2 separate regions of the Homo sapiens genome follow, and region 1 is linked to region 2. A link is an interaction called in ENCODE POLR2A ChIA-PET data of the cell type or tissue named here. Cell type or tissue: OCI-LY7. All regions are shown on one strand. Each heading gives the region's core, and the rest is flanking DNA. Links, peaks and the distances in the headings are about the cores only.

Region 1 (10,268 bases), core at 698-8,697, 86 kb after region 2:
GGCGATTGTTGCCTGAACTTTTCAGGTGAGTGTGTTAAGTGTTTGGATACAGGCTGTTTCGTAGGTAAAGCTGATAAAATTGCTGACATACTGGGTGAGTTGGTGAGGAAGAGAGAGCAAATTAGCCATTGCTTGATAACATTTCAGTGAAATGTATACCAGCCAATATGACAATTAAATCAAACATTTACATTTTAAGCTCTTGCCTATCCCCATTGGAAAAGAAAGTTTCTATTTCTAATGGAAGGAATTTCAGGAATCAGCAAGAAAAGGAGTAAAACTTTGGGGTTGGGTTGGGGAGGAGCAGAAACTCCCTGAGATAATTCCACACACTTACAAGACCTATTGGGGAATCAACTGGACTGACTTCTTTTGGGATGGTCTTGGTGGCTGTGGAGGGAGGGAACAGGGGTAGGTGACGTGTGGGTATGGGTAGAAGAGGAAGGAGGCAAGTATCAGAAGGGCTGGTGCACAGGCAGCCCTTCGGTATCCTCTACCACTGAATTAGGCATGTATCCAGCCATGGCTATGTGAGACCTGGTGGCCGTGAGCAGTTTCCTGCATGGGGTCTTCCATGGGTTCTCCCTGGACAAGGAGCCCTTCTGGCCAAGGCCTTGCTGAAGGCTCCCTCCCTCCAGTTGCTTCCCTGCCTCTTGCTTCCTTGCCTGAATACACACTGGCCATCTGCCCTTCCAGGCCTCTCTCCTGTCCTTCCAAGCTTCACAGATTGTATCATCTGCTTTCTTGCAAGTCTGCATAATTTAGTCAGTATTTAAAAATGTTCTATACTATAACCTCACTGACAACTGCAAGAAATGGCCTGGGAGGTTGTGGCACGGGATACTAGTTTAGATGCCGCCACTCACTGGCTTGGCGACATTGTTTGTCTCCCTGTGCCTCAGTTTCTGCATATATCAATAATGGAGTTGAATGAGATGATGTCCTCTAGCTCCTTTGTTTGGAATCCCTAACAATATGTCAACTTGGAACACATATCTCAGAAATAAGTGGTTTGTTAGAAAGCTTCCTATTTGTGAGTACTGTGTGATGTTACTATAACTCTTTTTAGTAAATTTGACTTATTTTGATAGCTATTTTCCTTAGTCTTAGTCTCCATTGACCATGGTTCATGATTTTCCAATTTAAAAGCCTAAGTGTAAAAATGGGAGAAAAATCACAGAAGAGGTTTGGAAAAAAGGGTTTTGAAAGCAAGTTTATTTAAAGGAAGAATAAACACTTGGATTTTCATTGTTTAAGGGAGAACAATTCTGAAAATAACTATTCTTGTGCCATTTCTTTTTGTGTGTGTGTCAGCCAACAGGAGGTAAATATCATGTGCCATTTCTTAACTGTTTAGCACATAGATCGAATAAACCAGAGATCAATTAAACCTATAGACAGTATTTTAAAAAAAAAACTCTTGTCTGGAAAGTCTGGTAAATCAAGTTTATCCTAAAACTGCCTCCGTATATATTTTAAGTTCAGCCTAAAGATTTCTCCGTACATTGTGAACTATGATCTAAATGGAGTTATAAACAGACTGTAATCTATTCTGTGCTAATCACCAAGTTTTGGCCAATCAAAAGTGGCTAACTGTTCAAACTTTGTTCAAATAAGGCAAACGCTGAGCTGTAACCAATCCGGCTGTGTCTGTAACTCACTTCCATTTTCTGTACATCACTTCCCTTTTTCTGTCCATAAATATTCTTCCACCATATGTCTCTGCTGGAGTCTCTGAGCCTTCTCTGGCTCAGGAGGCTGCCTGATTTGCAAATTGTTCTTTGCTGAATTAAACTGCTTTAAATTTAATTCAGCTAAAGTTTTTCTTTTAGCAAGTCCTTTTTATTTTTTAAGAAAAAACCCAGCATATTTATATTCATCAAATAGATGCTACCAAATGAGAAACAATTTGTACAATGTTTTTTATTTAGCCAACAAGACATCTTTTCTCTTGTTTTATCTTTAGGATGATGTTTATCCCAATCTTCAAATTATATCCTATCTCTTTATAAATTACTCTGTTCAGAACATGTTAAAAATACACTTGATTTCATGACAGCACATTAAAGAAGAAGCCTGCAATCTGGGTTTTCTTACTTAAGAGGTAAACAGTATAGTTTTGAAAATTATATTGAATAAAATATATTTTGGAATTTCTTGTCACCATCTGGAACACTTTTATAAGGAAACTCAGTAAAACACAGAAATGAATATATATACAGATATATTTATATATTGAATATTTATATACATATTTGAATATATATATATATACACACATATATGAATATATATAGTGGTTTCCACTTTCCCAAAAGAAATAGTAGCTGGGAGCATGCTTTTGCTGAGTTCCTATTCTAGACTTGACACATCATCATGAGTAAGTGACATTGTTGTCCACTCTCAGGTGCCTTCCACTCAGTTTTGATGTCTGTCATCCATGTCTCTTAACTTTTCTTTCATTCTTTTATCTTTTATCCTTCAAGGCCACTGGTTGGTTCTTCATTCCCACTTTGCTCTTTAATTTATTCTGGCGAATGCATTCCTGCAACTATGATATTTTTCATGCCCTGTGTCACCAGTTGATCTCCCTTCTGTAACTTTTTCTTCTTGCCTCATGTTTTCAATACCTGTCTTTATCTCTTTGAGGATAGTTCTAGGCTTATGTTTAAGTCTTAGTCTGCCTGGGGTATTGATTTTTCATTTTCTAATATAGATTGTCCCATTTAATGTTTTTTTTTCCTAGTGCCCATGCTCCCCAGTGTCTCATTAATTTTTCTTAGGAGTTTTAAAGTCAAAACTAGCCACCTTGGTTTGTCAAGGGTTCCATGACCTGGGATCTCCTAGACTTACTCTTTTATATTAAATGAATGATAAACAGATACTTACATGAATAAGATATATGAATTAACTTTTAAAAAGCAATAAAATAAGGTCAAGGAAGTGTTGGTGATGATTTGGGAGGTGGGGGCAATCCCTGCACAGAGTTCAAATCTGTATCAATTTGTACTCTGCTTATCTGAGTACAAATTGATACAGGTTTTCTGTGGGGAAATTTGGCCATGTGTACTAAAAACTTTAAAGATGCACCCACTCTTTGATTAAAAATGTCTTCTTTGGCTAGGAGTGGTGCCTCCCATCTGTAATCCCAGCACTTTGGGATGCCAAGGTGGGAGGATCACTTGAGCCCAGGAGTTCAAGACCAGCCTGGGCAACATAGGGAGATTCCCCATCTCTATAAATAATTTAAAAATTAGGCCGGGTGCAGTGGCTCATGCCTGTAATCCCACAACTTTGGGAGGCCGAGGCAGGTGGATCACCTGAGGTCAGCAGTTCGAGACCAGCCTGGCTGGCCAACAAGGTGAAACCCTGTTTCTACCAAAAATACAAAAGTAGCCAGACTTAGTGGTGGGCGCCTGTAATCCCAGCTACTTGGCAGGTGAGGCAGGAGAATCATTTGACCTGGGAGGCAGAGGTTGCAGTGAGAGGAGATCACACCATTGCACTCCAGCTGAGCAACAAGAAACTCTGTTCCAAAAAAAAAAAATTGCTAGGCATGGTGGCATGCATCTGTGGTTGCAGATACTCAGGAGGCTGAGGTGGGAGGATCACTTGAGCCTGGGAGGTTGAGGCTGCAGTGAGCTGTGTTAGCGCCACTGAACTCCAGCCTGGGTGGCAGAGTGAGACTCTGTCTCCAAAAAAAAAAAAAAAAAAAAAAAAAATCTGCTTCAAGAGTTCACATTAAAAAAGTAATTAGTCCAGTGTGTGAATGTGTGCAGGCAAGGATATTCATTGTAGTATTCGTTTTCATAGAGAAAGATTGCCCAGATGAATTTCAGAAGGGAATAGAGGAATCTGATTCATTGATTCTTCAATGAGCTCCCTCTCCTCTGTGTGTCCTTGGCCATTAAAATATATATATATATATATATGGTGGCTTTGAGAATGAAGGAGGTCTTTCTCTCTGAACTTGAGCTCCTTTGTAGTTTCAAATCAAAACTTATCCCAGGATCAAAAGTTCTAAACCTGTGATTCTATGACCCTCTGAGGTCTATGACTCAGCTTCTAGGACTCTGTGAAGTAGGCACAGGATACCTGTCTTCATTTTATTACCGATGTTTTGAAAATCATAAAATGAAACAAAACCAAAAACTTGCTTTCATCTCAGCTACATGAAGAAAATTAATATTTGGTGCATTGAAATATTTTGTTTATATCCTTTCTCTTAGAGAGGGCCTCATAGCACTAATGTCAATCTCAAAGGGGTTCATGATTCAAAAACATCAGGAATTCATGCCATAGACCATCATGGCATGTCTAGTACTTACTGAATTCATATATTACCAATTTAGCTATCTCTAGTGGAGACCCTTCAGGGCAATGTTAACATAACTTTTGATGTGGAAAATTAAAAAAATCTCTCAACAAATTGCTATGTTTGATCAGATTCGTTTACATTTTTGCTAATTGTATTCTTGTCATATTTTTTCTGTCTGTCTGGATTTGTCACTCAGTTTTAAAAAAACGCTTACTTTCTCCCTTTCTTTCAAATGTGATGATCGGCAGATTTTATATCCATAGTTGTATGATCTGGACACCCTAGGGTTGAGGTGAATTCTGAGCCTAAGATTTATTTACATATTTTCCAGTTTTCCACCTGCACTATATCCAAGCAAACCTTTCAGTTTCCCATATTTAATATACTTAGTGATTAAGACATTTTCAAATAAGTTGGTATAAATACTCCTTTGGTTCCAACAACTCAAAAGGCACTCATTTTTGCCAGCAATCAATATTTCTAATCCGATGGGTCCATATGTGCATTCAGAGTTCTCTTAGGTGTACTTTTTCTTTTTTTTTTTCTTTTCTTTTTTTTTTTTTTTTTTGAGATGGAGTCTTGCTCTGTCACCCAGGCTGGAGTGCAGTGCTGTGATCTCTGTTCATGGCAACCTCTGCCTCCTGGGTTCAAAGGATTCTCCTGCCTTGGCATCCCAAGTAGGTGGGATTACAGGCATGTGCACCACACCCAGCTGATTTTTGTACTTTTAGTAGAGATGGAGTTTCACCATGTTGGCCAGGCTGCTTTTGAACTCCTGACCTCAAGTGATCTGCCCAGCTGGGCCTCCCAAAGTGCTGAGATTACAGGTGTGAGCCACCATGTCCAGTCTCCCTTAGGTATTCTTGAAATACAACATAGCCAAGCTGTGTTTACTCAAACCTCTTTATTTTTCTTGTTGCTTCCTTTCCATTTAACATTTCTCCACAGAATCAAAGGGCAGTAGCTAGAGAGGCACGAATGAAGCAATGTAAGTACTTGAAGATCTGCTGAGTCATGAAAAGACTAAAAGATCACATTGTACCTCCCTTGTCTGGAATTCATTCCAAGCTTGTGCATTATAGGAACACATCTTTTCCAGTCATTGCTCTCCCACCTGTGGAGATCTTACCGTCTACCTGACATATATATTTTAGTTTGTCTTTGAGAATGCATCTCGTTTCTTCAAAATCAGATTTACATTTTACTTAAAGAGGCTAAGGAAGAATTCAATTTAATTCAGAATAGTAAAATAATAATTGAAACATGTTTGATGGGATCACTTCAGGAATGGGGCTGGATACTTGTAGGACTATATTCCCAGGCTTAAGTTGGAATCTCCAATTAACTTACAGTTAGTTCTTGCAGTCATTATACGAAAAAGATACTTGCACACACATGTTTCTAGCAGCACAATTCACAATTGCAAAAATGTAGAACCAGCCCAAATGCCCATCAGTCAACTAGTGGTAAAGAAACTGTGATATATATATATATATGCACACACACACACACACACACACACACACACACACACACACACACACACAATGGAATGCTACTCAGCCATAAAAAGGAATGAATTAATGGCATTCACAGCAACCTGGATGGAATTAGAGACTATCATTCTAAGTGAAGTAACTCAGGAATGGAAAACCAATCATCATGTGTTCTCACTCATAAGCAGGGGCTAAGCTATGAGGATGCAAAGGCATAAGAATGATACAATGGGCTGTGGGAACTCAGGAAGAAATGGTGGGAAGGGTGTAAGGGTTAAAAGTCTACAAATCAGGTTCAGTGTACACTGCTCGGGGGATGGGTGCACCAAAATCTCACAAATCACCACTAAAGGACTTAATCATGTAACCAAATACCACCTGTTCCCCAAAAACCTATGAAAATAAAAAATAAAAAACAAAATACCTTACAGTTAGTTCTTGGAAGTAATCTAGTTACTGAAAGGCAGGATATTATCCCTGTTAATTGCCTTGAAATAATGATGACTGTGATCTTATTGAGTTTTATAGGTGAGAAGACAATTATTTTCCAATTTTTAATGTCTCTATATGTCTGATGGTGGGTGGAGAGAATGGAAGAATTTGTGGGGAGTAAATGTCTTGTCAATAGAGTGACTAAACCCTTTCACTGCATGTTTAGTAGATGCCTATTAACAAGACATTGGCTTCTTCCTTAGGGACTAATTACTCTCGTTCTCTTCATCTCCTTGTGTGTCCTCATCACAAGAAGCCCCAGACTCCCAGACCACCCCTCACCACACAGACTCTTACTCCCATAAGGCTTTGTGCACACTCCAGCCCCATCCATCTTCTACTCCTGAAGCCTTTCCACTGGGCAGTCTTCACCTAAATTCCCCACATCCCCAGTGTCTTTTCTGAAAATGCACTTCTTCTTGCATTAATTCAAACCTGGCTTTTCCTCGGCACTCTGCTTCTCTGAAATCTATGCAGCTGGTTGCTGGCTAGTTTTCACTCTCACAGACCTGGAACCAGCAGGTTTGAAAGTAGGGTTACTCTCCTGGGCCCCTTCTGTTTCTAATTCCATCCTCCTCCTCTCCAATTCCCTGCAGACCCCTGTCTTTGAATCTCATGCCATTGGACCATGCAACCCACTGCCCTTCCTTTCTGCAGGCATCTATAGGCACTTTCAGATACTTACTCACTTTTCGTCGATTGTAACATCTGATTCATTGTCATCCCAACGCAACTCCTGCTTTATTCTTGGTGATTTCAATAGCCACACGACTGGTTCTTCAGAAACCTACACTGAGGTTGTAGCTATGTGAGGTATCAGCCTTATGGGGGAAGAGTCTCTGTTCAGCAGGCATGGAGCTTGGTCTCCTTTCTCCCAGGAAGCCATGAAACCAAAGCTCAGATCCACAAAGTTTGGCAAATAAACTCAAGGTGAAAACTGGCTTAGTGCTAGGCTTATTTCTCTGGATTTCTGCCTTCATGAAGCTCCTAACCTGGAGTATTTTTTATTTATTGCCAGATCATTGATGTTTTTAAGAATATGTTTAAATATATTATCTAACAATTTTAGCTGGTTTCAACCAAAAGGAAGGTAAGGGAATCTAGTCCACAATATTACCAAAAAGGTTTCATTATATCTGTGATGATTTTTTAAAAACTGGCAAAATGTTTTATCATTTCATAACATGGGTTTACATCGATGATACAAACATTTTTCAAAAGACTTTTTTTTTTTTTTTTTTTGAGACAGAGTTTCGCTCTTGTTGCCCAGGCTAGAGTGCAATGGCACGATCTCGGCTCACTGCAACCTCTGCCTCCTGGGTTCAAGCGGTTCTCCTACCTCAGCCTCCTGAGTAGCTGAGATTACAGGCATGTGCCACAATGCCCGGCTAATTTTTTGTATTTTCAGTGGAGACAGGGTTTCTCCATGTTGGTCAGGATGGTCTCGAACTCCTGACCTCAGATGATCCACCTGCCTTGGCCTCCCAGAGTGCTGGGATTATAGGCGTGAGCCACTGCACCTGGCCCAGAGGCCTTTTTTGGCAGGAGGGCTTGCTATGTTGCCCATGCTGGCCTTGAACTCCTGGGCTCAAGCAGTCTCCTGTGTCAGCCTCCTGAGTCGTTGGGACTACAGTCATGTGTCACTCAAAGATCTTTTTTTTTTTTTTTAATTACAGATTAAAAAAATTTTTCAATAGCTTTTGGGATACAAGTAGTTTTGGGTTACATAGATGAATTATAAAGTGGTGAGATTTTAGTGCACACATCACCAGGGTAGTATATATTGTACCCTGTATGTAGTTTTTTATCCCATACCCCCATCCCATTCTCTGTGATGATTTTTTTTTAACCTCCTGTTTTTTTCTGTTGTATTTTCTTGGACCTCTTGGCTTGATTGTATAATTTTCTCTAATTTTCTCTTGCATTTTCCATCTTATTGTCTATTTTTTCCTACTTTTAGAGATTTCCTCAACTTTTTATTTTTATCTATTGCTTTATTTTTAAATTTCAGCAACCATAATTATTTCCATATTAGTTTTTGTATCTTATAAACGAAATATAGTCTTGACACTCTCTAGTACAATGACTTCTTAAATTGCCTTAATGACACTCATTAGAGTTTTGTGTGTTCTTTCTCACTCCTGAATTATCTGCTTCTTCTGGGATCTGTTCTGTTAGTTCATCACACACAATCCCTGCACTTTTGGTGTTTCTTGGTTGAGTTGGTGCTCCTTTTTATTTGTCAGTTTTGTTCACACAGCCATACAAAAGCTTAGGTCAATCTAGTAGCAGGTATGGGTTTCACTTGCAGTTGGGATAAATGTTATCTCTGAAGAGCTCTCCCATAAATGGGAGGCTGAGTGACGGTTCTGCGGGTGGGATGTATCGAGTGCACATCTACCATGACCAAATGACCACAGCTCTATACAGGGTGGTCATAGGTTGTTTAATTTCTTTAAAGGCTATACTGTCCATTTTTGCTTGGGCCTGGGCTGCTTTAGAGAGTCACTGGGCAGGTGTTTGCGGGGCAGTGAGGGGCAAGGGCCACCTGCACAGCTGCACAGGTGTTTGGGTGACATGCACTCAATTAATTACCCAGATTGCTGATCCCTCCTCACTTCTGGTCCCCATAACCTGCCAGGTCAGAGTTTAGATCTTGCTGAACTTCTGCTAGGAAGACAGTCTCCTTCCTCTGCTCCACCTTCTCCCAGGCCAGTTCACACCGCTATTTTCTCTACGCGGTTTCAGTGTCTCTGTTTTTCTTCTTTCAGAAACACGTACGTTCTGGTTCATTGACAATACCCTTCCCTTGTTCTTAAGACTGTTGTGGGTTAATTCCTCAACTTTTCTCTACCTTCAATGGAATCTGGCCGAGAGGGAGCAGAAAAAACTTGTTTTCTGTCCACTTTCTCCTACTAGAACTTGAACAAGAAAGTTTTTTTGCCAGTTTAGAAAAGGAATACTATGATTTTCTCTGTCTTCTTCGTGTCTTCCCTGTTTGGTGTAGGGTGTGGTGTTGCTGGTTAAATGCATACCCATAGGCTGAGGAATAAGGGGAGGAGTGCATGATGGAATGGAGGCGGCAAGGTCATTCTCTGGAGAGCAAAGACTCCTAGAACACTGGACCCGTGGCACGTCCATGTCTGCCATTGCCACCCTGGTCCAAGATGCTGTCATGCTCCTCTGGACCATGGTCATAGCCTCCCAGAGGGCACTGCTTCTACTCTGAACCCTCTCCAATCACTTCTCCATACTTTCATTATTTCTTTGATGGTTTTTTTAAAAATTGACAAAATGTTTTATCATTTTATAACATGGGTTTACATTTATGATACAAATTACATTGATGATATCCTTTCAATATGCAAATCCACACTCTATTCTCATTTCTTTTAAGACAAAGACACAACCCCTTAGAAAGCTCTCCAAAGCCCTGCAGGTCCTGTGCTCGCCCTGTCTCCATCTCCACCTTGGCACAAATTCCCCCTTGCTGTCTACTCCTTTATGAGGCCTGATGGCCAGGGGCCAAGCTCTGCTGTGGCAGCCAGGAGATAGCAATGAACACGATAGGCAGGACTATTGGTTCATTAATGATTAGACACCTACAAAACTCAAACATTGTAAATCACTTTTGCTAGAGTGGCTTCTATCCCCCACAGGTGTTTACATACACAGTTCCCATTCCGGGAACACGTTTTCCCCATTATACCTGAGTTACTCTTATCCTTCTCTCTTAAGTTATCAGGAAAGTAACGTCTTTATCATAGGCTCTTGTAAGGTCACATAGCAAGCACTCTTTTCCTTCCTTCTTTCCTTCCTTCCTTCCTCCTTCCTCCCTGCCTTCCTCCTTCCCTCCCTTTCTCCCTCTTTCTCTCCTTCCTCCCTCCTTCCCTCCCTCCCTCCCTTCCTTCCTTTATTTTATTTTTAATTGACACATAATAATTTTGCAAACTTATGGAGTG
Region 2 (10,268 bases), core at 761-8,760:
TCTCTTGTTTACGTTAGTCTAGAATTCCCTTCTACCCTCTAACCTTTAGTCTATTTCTCTGCCTTCCTCTCCTCTCTCCCTACCTTCTCTCCTTCCTCCCACCCTCTCCTTCTTCATTCCCTCCCATCTTTGCCAAGATTAAAGAAGGAATCTGGTCAAAGTGGAAAACTCCATATGAAAAAATGAATTTCAAGCACAGAAAAATATGTGGTAGTAGATATTTTCAATGTTAACCATAAATGATATTAGAAGGTGTTGGTGTAATTGAATGACCAAGCAGATCCTACAAAAGCTACCTCAGCTACTTCTAATTTGGTTTGCTTTATTCAGTTTTATATCCTACAACTTCAGGTAAAAGTATAAAATAATTCATTACTAAAAATTTAACTTTTTAGCTAGACCCATATAGAAATATTTCTCCACTTTTTAATTGTAATTTGTTCTCAATGAAACCATATTGTTGTTCTCTCCTGGAGCCACATTTACAATTAGTCAATGAGATTATATTTAGTAAAATCCTCGTTTCTGTCAACAGTTCTCCATCATTTCAGCTTTCATTTTTTTAAAACCCCAACTGATTCTAAGTTATTTCTGTTATACTTTCAAAAGGGATCTTAATCAAATTTTTTCAGACTATCTTTCATGGTGATATAATTCTCTTTCATTTGAATCTTATGAAGTTAATCCCAGCAAACCTCCTTGGTCTTAGCACCTCTAAGTGCCTTGATTTCAGCTCTCAGTGTCTTTTCTTCATTATTCTAGACACACAGGAGAAACACGTCATGCTGGGGCTTTCCACGTCATGTTGGGGCTTGGGGACTGTGAATGGCATTTTCCAGCCCACTGGCTTCAGTTTGCCATGCAACTATATTTACCAGCTGTGAGGGTGTGGGGGACACTGGCATCCTCCAAGGGCATCCAGATGAGCATCAGGGTATGAGTCTACCTGACTCAGAACTCTGATCCCTGCAGACTTGGCCAAAAGGCTGGGAAATCCATGCCAACTTCCCTTTCTGCTCCTCTTCTCTCAAAGGCTCTCCTCCCATCCCAAGCTTTGATTGGAGGCTGAACGTATAGGTGGGAAAAATGAATTCTGCTCAATTGCATATATTTCAAATCCATTGTCTTCTTCCTTAACACAGAATCTTGGATAATGTGTCCAGCTAGCAGGTCTGTATCCCAGCCTCCCTTGTAGCTACTTGCAACCATGTCAATAAATTTTGGCCCAAAGAGAGATAAGTGAAAGTATTATTTGGAACTTTCAGGAAGTGCCCTTGAAGTGTGCCTTTTTTCATATCCTCTTTCCCGCTGGTTGGAATGCAAGCCCAATTATTGCCCTCTTGGACCATGAGATGACCTTGAATTTAGAAGCTTTGGACATCAGAGCAGCAAAGTGGAAGATGCCTGGGCATTTGAAGGCTCTGTGGAATAGCCTCATTAGCCCTGGACTAGCTACTTGTAGATTGTTTGTATGTGAGGGAATCAACCCTTGTGTGATTAAATCTCTAATTTTAAGATCTCTGTTACACACAAACACGACTGCTATCTAATATACCCAGGGAACTTCATTTTTTAAGCTTAAGGGACAAGAATTTTCTAATCTTGATTATATATACTTGCAGATAACTTGTATCTGACACCTGGATCTTGACTTTTGAATCTTACAAGCTAAGATCTTGGGTCCCCAGATTTACTGGGACAGCCCTGCTGTGTTATCTTTCCCTGGATGTCCACAAGAAATCTTCAGGAAAGATCTATGTCACTTGTCAAGGTGTTTGGGTGGCAGAGTATGTTTCTTTTGAATTGTACTGGAAGCAACCATGAAGCAAGGAAAAGCAGCTCCTATATATGCAAGTTAACAGAGTCTTTGCACAGTGAAGCTGCGAGTCTCATGTACTTGGCTTGTTATTCATTGCATCTATATGTTTAGATCTGTGCTAAAGGATCTTGACTGACATCTTGAAAGTAAATGTTCTCTCTTCTTTGGCAAGTGAACTTAATGATTCTAGTTTGTAGCTAAAAAGTCATTATCTTTAAAGAGCCATTCTTGTCAAATGTGGGTAAATGATGAAATAAATGTGATATTATAGCCTCTTGGTATGTGATGCTTTCTATCTAAGCAGAACTCAACAACATGTGTTACTATAACATTCAGTTGAAGTAATTTATCACGTAAACTGAAAGGAAAGTCACTAAATAGAATAAGGTATAACCTACATTAGAGTGTTACATTGTTATTTGCACATTATTTTATTGTCTGAGACTAGGTCTTGCTCTGTCACCCACAGCACTGCACTGGAATGTAGTGGTGCAAATATAGCTCACTGCAGCCTCCACCTCCTGGGCTCAAGCGATCTTCCCACTTCACCCTTCCAAGTAGCTGGGACCACAGATACACACCACCATGCCCAGCCAATCTTTAAATTTTTTTGTAGAGATGGAGTCTCACCTTGTTGCTCAGGCTTGTCTCAAACTCCTGGGCTCAAGTGATCCTCCTTGCTCGGTCTCCCAAAGTGCTGGGATTATAGGTGTAAGCCACCGTACCTGACCTATTTACACTTTTAGTATATGGTAACTACAAAGATTAGCTGAGATAACACATCTATATAAAACACTTAGTAGGTACCCAAATACTTGCTAAATAATGACACCCCAAAATACAGTCTACTCTTTCCAGAGGGAAGATCCTTTTATTTACAAAACGATATTTTCAATCCTTAATTCTGTAACACTTCCTTTATGCCAATCTTTCACTTTCTCCTGGGAATCCTGGTTGCTCTTGCTCAGTGGTCACAACAATCCAGAGATGAGAGCTAATGGGGAGCCACAAAGAGTGGAGTTTCAGCAGCTCCTTCTGCAGTGACATCCTGGTGATAACAAGCATGTATGGCCACTACAGAGTCCCCTGTGGTATAGCTTTGAGTGAGTTTACTTTCACTGACTGCTAAGAAAGAAATTTACAGTTTAAAAAATGTTTAGTAGGGTTTTAATTTAAACTTTAGTAGAGACAATACATAATTTCCATCTATTTCTTTCTTTTTTAAAAAAATTTTAAACAGGCTGGGCATGGTGGCTCATGCCTGTAATCCCAGCACTTTGGGAGGCCAAGGCAGGGGCATCAGCTGAGTTTAGGGATTTGAGACCAGCCTGGCCAACATGGTGGAACCCTGTCTCTACTAAAAATACAAAAATAGCCAGGCATGGTGGCGGGTACCTGTAATCCCAGCTAACCAGGAGGTTGAGGCAGGAGAATTATTTGAACCCAGAAGGTGGGAATCACTTGAACCCAGGAGGTGGAGGTTACAGTGAGCCCAGATTGTGCCACTGCACTCCAGCCTGGGTGATGGAGTAAGACAAAAAATAATAATAATAATAATAAATTTTAAATTGACAAAAGTTGTACATGTTTATGACATACAACATGATGTTTTGAAATATGTTTACATTATTAAATGGCTAAATTGAGCTAATTATCATATGTCTTACCTCACGTGCTTATTTTTATGTGCAGTGAGATCACTTAAAATTTACGCTGTTAGTGATTTTCAAGTATACACTACATTTTGTTTTTCTTTTTTGAGACAGGATCTTGCTCTGCCACCCAGGCTGGAGTACAGTGGCACACTCATGGCTCACTGCAGCCTCAAACTCCTGGGCTCAAGCTGTCCTCCCACCCAGCCTCCCTAGTAGCCGGGACGACAGGTGCATGCCACCACACCTGGCTAATTTACATTGTTGTTAGCTGTAGTCATCATGTTGTACAATAGCACTCCCGTCTGACGTTTTGTACCTTTTGACCAGCATGTCTCCAGCCTTTCACCCTCTTTATCGCTTTTACTTTGTCTTTCTAGTGATGCCTGGGCCAGGGCCAAGTGAGTCTCCCTGTCTCCTTACCCAGGGGCCACTTCAGTTATCAGTCATTCTTCACTGCCCTTGTTTGCTGTTTAGCTCATCTGTCTGTATTCTGAGGCATTCATCCTCATTACACATTTATCATTTTGTGGAGGTGATAGCAGTAGGTCCCAGTCGAGTGGTTATACAGTGGTGCTTCTTGCTTCTGTCTCCTAGGGTTACCCCTGAAATCTTTCACACACTTTTACAGCCAATTAGAGCCACTAACCTACTGTAGTTGACTTCTTTTTCAGGAAAAGCAGGTAAAACTCAATAGAGAGGAACACAAAGTTCATAGGGACCACCATGGGGACAGCCTTGGTCTTTTTATGTACCATTTTCAAAGAGGCCTCATAATTTTTACACATTCTTGACAAATACAAATTACATTTTTTTTACTTGTATTTATTTTATTGTATTTTTTGGGGGATGGAGTCTTGCTCTGTCACCCAGGCTGGAGTGCAGTGGTGTGATCTCAGCTCACTGCAACCTCTATCTCCTGGGTTCAAGCAATTCTCCTGCGTTGGCCTCTTGAGTAGCTGGGATTACAGGGGCCAACTACCACCCTTGGCTAATTTTTGGTATCTTTTTTAGTACAGATGAGGTTTCACTATGTTGACTAGGCTGGTCTTGAACACCTGACCTCAAGCAATCTGCCTGCCTTGGCCTCCCAAAGTGCTGGGATTACAGGTGTGAGCCACCGTGCCTAGCCACGAATTACAATTTTAATCAAAATAGATGTGCACTGACACAGACTAAGGGCTAAAATGTCAGATTGAATTAATTCTTCATATTAAAGGAATTATGATTAGGATCTTTAACCAGTGAATTGTTGAGTTTTTCACTGCTAATAAATAATACCCCTTTCTTTCTATCTTGAATTCTAAGCTGAATTAAGAATAGTAGGAATCAGACAGATGGAGATAAAAACAGCAGCTCTGTAATTAGCAAATTTGAATTGTAGAATTCAGTTTGACTTGGGGAAAAAACATCTTTCTAATGTTTCCTACGGAGTTGGACTCACCTGGTACCAGGCTGAGCAGCTGCTGGCTACACATTAGAATGATCTTGGGATCTTCAAAAAATACCAGATACTCAGAGCCCCACCTCCCGACCAGCTGAATCATAATCTCAGGGGTGGAGAAGGAGTTTGGGGATCTGTATTTTTGGAAAGCACCCCAGATGATTCTCAGCAAGTATTGAGAACCTCCGAGGCTGAGGACCATGGAGCTTGATCATTACAAAGGCAGACCTGTTTCCTCAGGGTGGAGAGGAAAGGGCAGAACACAGCTGACCTCAGGGCAAGCCCACCTGAGAATGGGAAAGAGGATGTTGGGTGAGCTAATGCCCCCAGTGAAAGATGAGTGAGGAAGTGAATCTGTGGTTTCATGTCTTTTGTCAATTTCAGAACGAATTCTGAGCTTTTATTATTTTTGTAAAAATTTATTTATTTATTTATTTATTTATTTATTTATTTATTTAAGCTGGAGTCTCACTCTGTCACCCAGGCTGGAGGGCAGTGATGTGGTCTCGGCTCACTGCAGGCTCTACCTCCCAGGTTCAGGTGATTCTCCTGCCTCAGCCTCCCAAGTAGCTGGGATCACAGGCACACACCACCTTGCCCGGCTAATTTTTGTATTTTTAGTAAAGACAGAGTTTCACAATTTTGGCCAAGCTGGTCTCAAACTCCTGGCCTCAAGTGATCTGCCCACTTCAGCCTCTCAGAGTGCTCAGATTATAGCTGTGAGCCCCCATGCCCGGCCAAATTCTGAGCTTTTAGTTCATCAGAAATCACTCTTGTCCTGCTCCCTCACTCCTCTCTTTCTGGGATCCAGATTGCATGTATATTAAAAGTTTTTACTGTGTCAAATGTGTCTCTGGCTCTTTTCTATAGTTTTAAATTCTTTTTTACCTTCCTATGCTTTGATCTTCTGATCTACCTCTTCACTCATCCTTTCAGCTCTGTAATCTACTGTTAAACCCAATTGATTTTGTTCATAATTCCAGTTCTATAATTCATTTAAAAACTTAGGTCCATTTTAATAGAGGGTATAGAAATTCATAACTCAAACAATTCATAAAAGCTATTACATACATACTATAAGTTGCACCAAGAGTGCAATAATATAAATCCCGTGGTCTGCAGATAAGAGATACTGCACAAACTGTTAAGATTGACTTTTATATTTTCCCCTCCTTTCTCTTGTCTTTTTTAAAGATCAGTTTCCAGTTCTCTACTGAGTTTCTTCATCATGCCATCTCATTTCTTGAACATATTAATCATAATTATTTTAAAACCTGTGTCTGATGCCCCCGATATCTGTAATTTCCTGTGGGTCTGTTTAATGCTCATAATTTTGGGGGGCATGTGGTCTTATTTATGGTATGAGAGGTAATTGATTGAATGGTGGGCATTGCAAAAAAAAAAAAAAAACAGCTGTAGATATCATTAGAGCCTTTAGATGATGTCATAGTCCTTTGAGTTCTGATTTATTTCTAACCCACTCCCGGATGCAGTCCTTTAGGAATCTTGGGGGGGTCCCACTGAAAAAGCTGAAATATCCCTTTAAATCTCTCTTGTTTGCTGGGTTCTCACTTTAATTTGGTCTCCCATCTCAGTAAGAGTGTCAGTTCCTCAGTTTCTGACCTAATTGCAGTTTGTTAATCAGCAAATCCCTCAAGAGGAATAATTGCTTGAATATGGAATTCTATACATCCCTTCTTTCTGCAATCTTGCATTCTCAAGTGCTTGTTACTTTTGTACCTTCTCTGTGCCTTCTATGTCTGTAAGAGGTTTCAAAAATATTTTGTTTGCTTTCTACTAGTTGTCAAGGGAAGGGTTGCTAGTGAGCCATTACTAAAAACATCAATTAGAATGTTTGACTTGCAAGGACCTTTGATGATGACTAACTGATCATGGGATCCCTTTAGACTCTATTCCTCCAGGCCTGGGCCCTCTGCTCTCTTCAGTCTGTCTTCTCATGCGTGACTCACTGTGGACAGGCACACAGAGGGAAGATGTAAAGGGAGCATGGAAGGCAGCTAAGCTTGGCCTCCAGGCTCCTGCCTTCCACATATTCAGCTGGCGCAATAGCCCAACATTAAGAAATTTTAAAACATCAGGAAAATGAATGAAAAGAAAGTAGGATGATGGAAAGGGATAGTTGAAATTAATAAAAATAAATATTTTTCAGAAAATGTAAATTACAACAAATACTTGTTTCTTAATTTACTTTCAGTTAATAATTTATTCTTTTTAGAGACAGAGTCTTGCTATGTTGCATAGGCTGGAATGGAGTGGCTACTCACAGATGTGATTATAACACACTACAGGCTCTAACTCCCGGGCTCAAGTGATCCTCCTGCCTCAGACTCCCAAGTAGCTGGGACAACAGGCTTTTACTTTTTTAAAAAGCAACCAAAACCCTCAAACAAATAAAAATAAAACCTTGACAATCCTGATTAAGGAAAAAAAGAGACAAAAGAGAATAATATTTGAAATGAGATTTGGAAGAAATTAAGTAAGTACATAAGAATATAATAAATAATTCCATAAAATACTTCTGGAAATTGAAAGAAAATGGATTACCAATATATTAACTCTTAAAATTACTCCATGAGGGTGCAGAAAACATTAAAAGGTTATTTGCCATGGATGATACTGGAAATGCTGACTTCTATATTTAACAAAAAGGTTCAGACTCAAATGCTGTTATAACTGAATTAACTCAAACTTCTAAAAAATAGGCTATTCCTATGTTAATCCACCCTAATCCATAGAAATCATGGAGATGTCTCTAATGCAGTTCACCTTAGAATAATTTCAATATCAAACTCTGAAAAGATAGTATAAAAGATACAAGAAGTACAAATGAATTTCTATTTTGTCTAGATATAAAATAATAAAATATTGAAAATCAAATCTAGCTGTATATTGAAAGAAGACTGTATCATGCTCAGAAGAATTCATCCCAGCAATGCATGGATGGTTTAGTGTTAGAAGACCTAGTAACATAATTCCGTATATCAATGCAGGAAAAGACAAGTACGTGTTTTTAGCTCCAAATCTCATAAATTCATTTAATAAAACACAGCTGTCATTCCTAGCATAAATTTTATAAATTTTTAGTAATGTAGGAATGGAAATACATTGCTTAAACATAATAAAATAAAATCACAAAACCCAATTGACAAATGATACTAAATTGTGTAATGCTGCAGCCATTTTAAATTTAAGAATAAGACAGATATGCCCACTCCTAGTGCAACTAGTCAATATTGTTCTTGAAGTTATAACACAGTAATCATTATAGTTAATATAATAATAAATATAAAATACACAAAAACAGTAACTCAATAGTTAGTATGAATGTGAAAGAGGCAAAATTATACATGCAAATAGTATAAGCAGTAAACTTAAGAAACATCTAGAATTAATAACATTATTTGGTGAGGTAGCTGGATGTAAGGTAACTATTCAAAGCCCGGTAGTTTTTTCCTTCTGGTAATAAACAGCTACAAATAGACTTGAAAATAGAATACATTTTTTTTTTTCATAATTGTATCCAAAAAGTTAACAAAAAAGGCACAGGACCTTTATTTAAAAAAAACTATAATACCTTCTTGATAAATAATAAGGAACAAGTGAAACGGGCTAGATGGGAAGACATGGTATCATAAATAGGTCAATACTTCAAAATTACTAAAATTCCAATTAGAATGTAACTTTTTGGTAATAAACTGGATAAAAATAATTACAAAATTAGTACTGAAGCATAGATATCCAAAATAATCTAAGAACATAATGAAAAAAGGAAAAATACTAGTAAGTAAAAACCTGGCTTATCAGTTATTAAAGCTTGCCTAAGATTTTAATTGGTGACAGAAATAAAGTGGTTAGTGGAAGAGTCTAAAGAATCCAGAAACAGATCTAAATATATATGATACTTTAACCCATGGCAAAAATGGTGTTATAGTTTGAATGTGTCTCCCAAAGATTCCTGTGTTGGAAACTTAATCCCCCTGCCCTCATGTAGAGATTAATGCTGCTGTCACAGTAGTGGGTTCATTATTGCAGGAGTGGCTTTCGTATGAAAGCGAGCACTCTCTGACTCTCTTGCTTCTGCCCTCTTGCCATGTGACACTCTCTGCTCTGCTATGATGCAGCAGGAAAGTCCTCACCAGGTATCTGAGCCATGCTCTTAAACTTCCCAGTCTCCAGAAACATGATGAAATAAATTTTCCTAGAAAATCAGTCTATGGTCTTCTGTTACAGCAATAGAAAACAGACTTAAGATAGAAGGCATTTTCACTCTATCTATACATTAGATAAATAGATAGATAGATAGATGATAGATGAATATAGGTAGATGTATATATTTAAATATATATCAAATTAATATAACATTATATATATATCTGGGGAGATAAATGATAAGAAACTCAAAGCTAGAGCCCTTTCTCATACTATATACAAAAATAACAAATATTTAATATCAGAAAACAACAAATGATTAGAATAAAAATTTGGAGAGCAAATTTTCAATGGTGAAATGCTCCCAAACAAACCAGTAAACTCAGTAATCAGAAAGATATATTTGTTTTGTTACATAAATACTTTTAAAAATTCATGGCAAACACATGAACAAACAGTAAATAAAAATACTAAGAAATGGGAAATATATTTTCAACAGATATGACAGACAAAACTATTAATATTCACAATAGAAATAATTTCTCTAAATCAGTAAGAGAAAACACATAAGAAAAAGGGCAAAAGTGATTCATAGAAGATACAATGTAAATATCCAATAAACATATAAAAAGACACTCAAACTTTCTAGAAGTCAAGTAAGTAAAATTAAACCAGGAGAATAATTTTTTTTTTTTTTTTTTTTTTTTACTTTAAGTTCTGGGATACAAGTGCAGAACATGCAGGCTTGTTACATAGGTATACGTGTGCCATGGTGGTTTGCTGCACCTATCAACCTGTCATCTAAGTGTTAAGCCCCACATGCTTGAGCTATTTGTCCTATTTCTCTCCCTCCCCTCGCCCCCCACCCCTTGACTGGTGCTGGTGTGTGTTGTTCCCCTCCCTGTGTCCATGTGTTCTAATTTTTCAACTCCCACTTATGAGTGAGAACATGCAGTGTTTGGTTTTCTGTTCCTGTTTTAGTTTGCTGGGGATGATGGCTTCCACCTTCATCCATGTCCCTGCAAAGGACATGGTCTCATTCCTTTTTATGGCTGCATAGTATTCCATGGTGTAAATGTGCCACATTTTCTTTATTTAGTCTATCATTGATGGGCATTTGGGTTGATTCCATGTCTCTGCTAATGTAAATAGTGCTGCAATAAACATATGCGTGCATGTGTCT

Evidence for each region. Peaks named below come from ENCODE experiments on the same cell type or tissue, not always from the same donor. Only the 100,000 strongest peaks of a DNase experiment are listed, where the experiment ranks them.
Region 1: POLR2A ChIA-PET joins it to region 2 with 10 read pairs; 2 of 35 experiments call an interaction of 5 or more read pairs at or near these places.

The regions. Positions count from the first base shown.
Region 1 is chr10:26,318,470-26,328,737 of GRCh38, reverse strand. No RefSeq gene overlaps it. Among named protein-coding and RNA genes, the nearest start is that of GAD2, 110 kb to the right of the region's middle. In OCI-LY7, for the core only: no CTCF peak of the experiment used is centred there; no DNase peak of the experiment used is centred there.
Region 2 is chr10:26,404,150-26,414,417 of GRCh38, reverse strand. No RefSeq gene overlaps it. Among named protein-coding and RNA genes, the nearest start is that of APBB1IP, 29 kb to the left of the region's middle. In OCI-LY7, for the core only: no CTCF peak of the experiment used is centred there; a DNase peak (open chromatin) is centred at 5,207; H3K4me3 peaks cover 489 bases.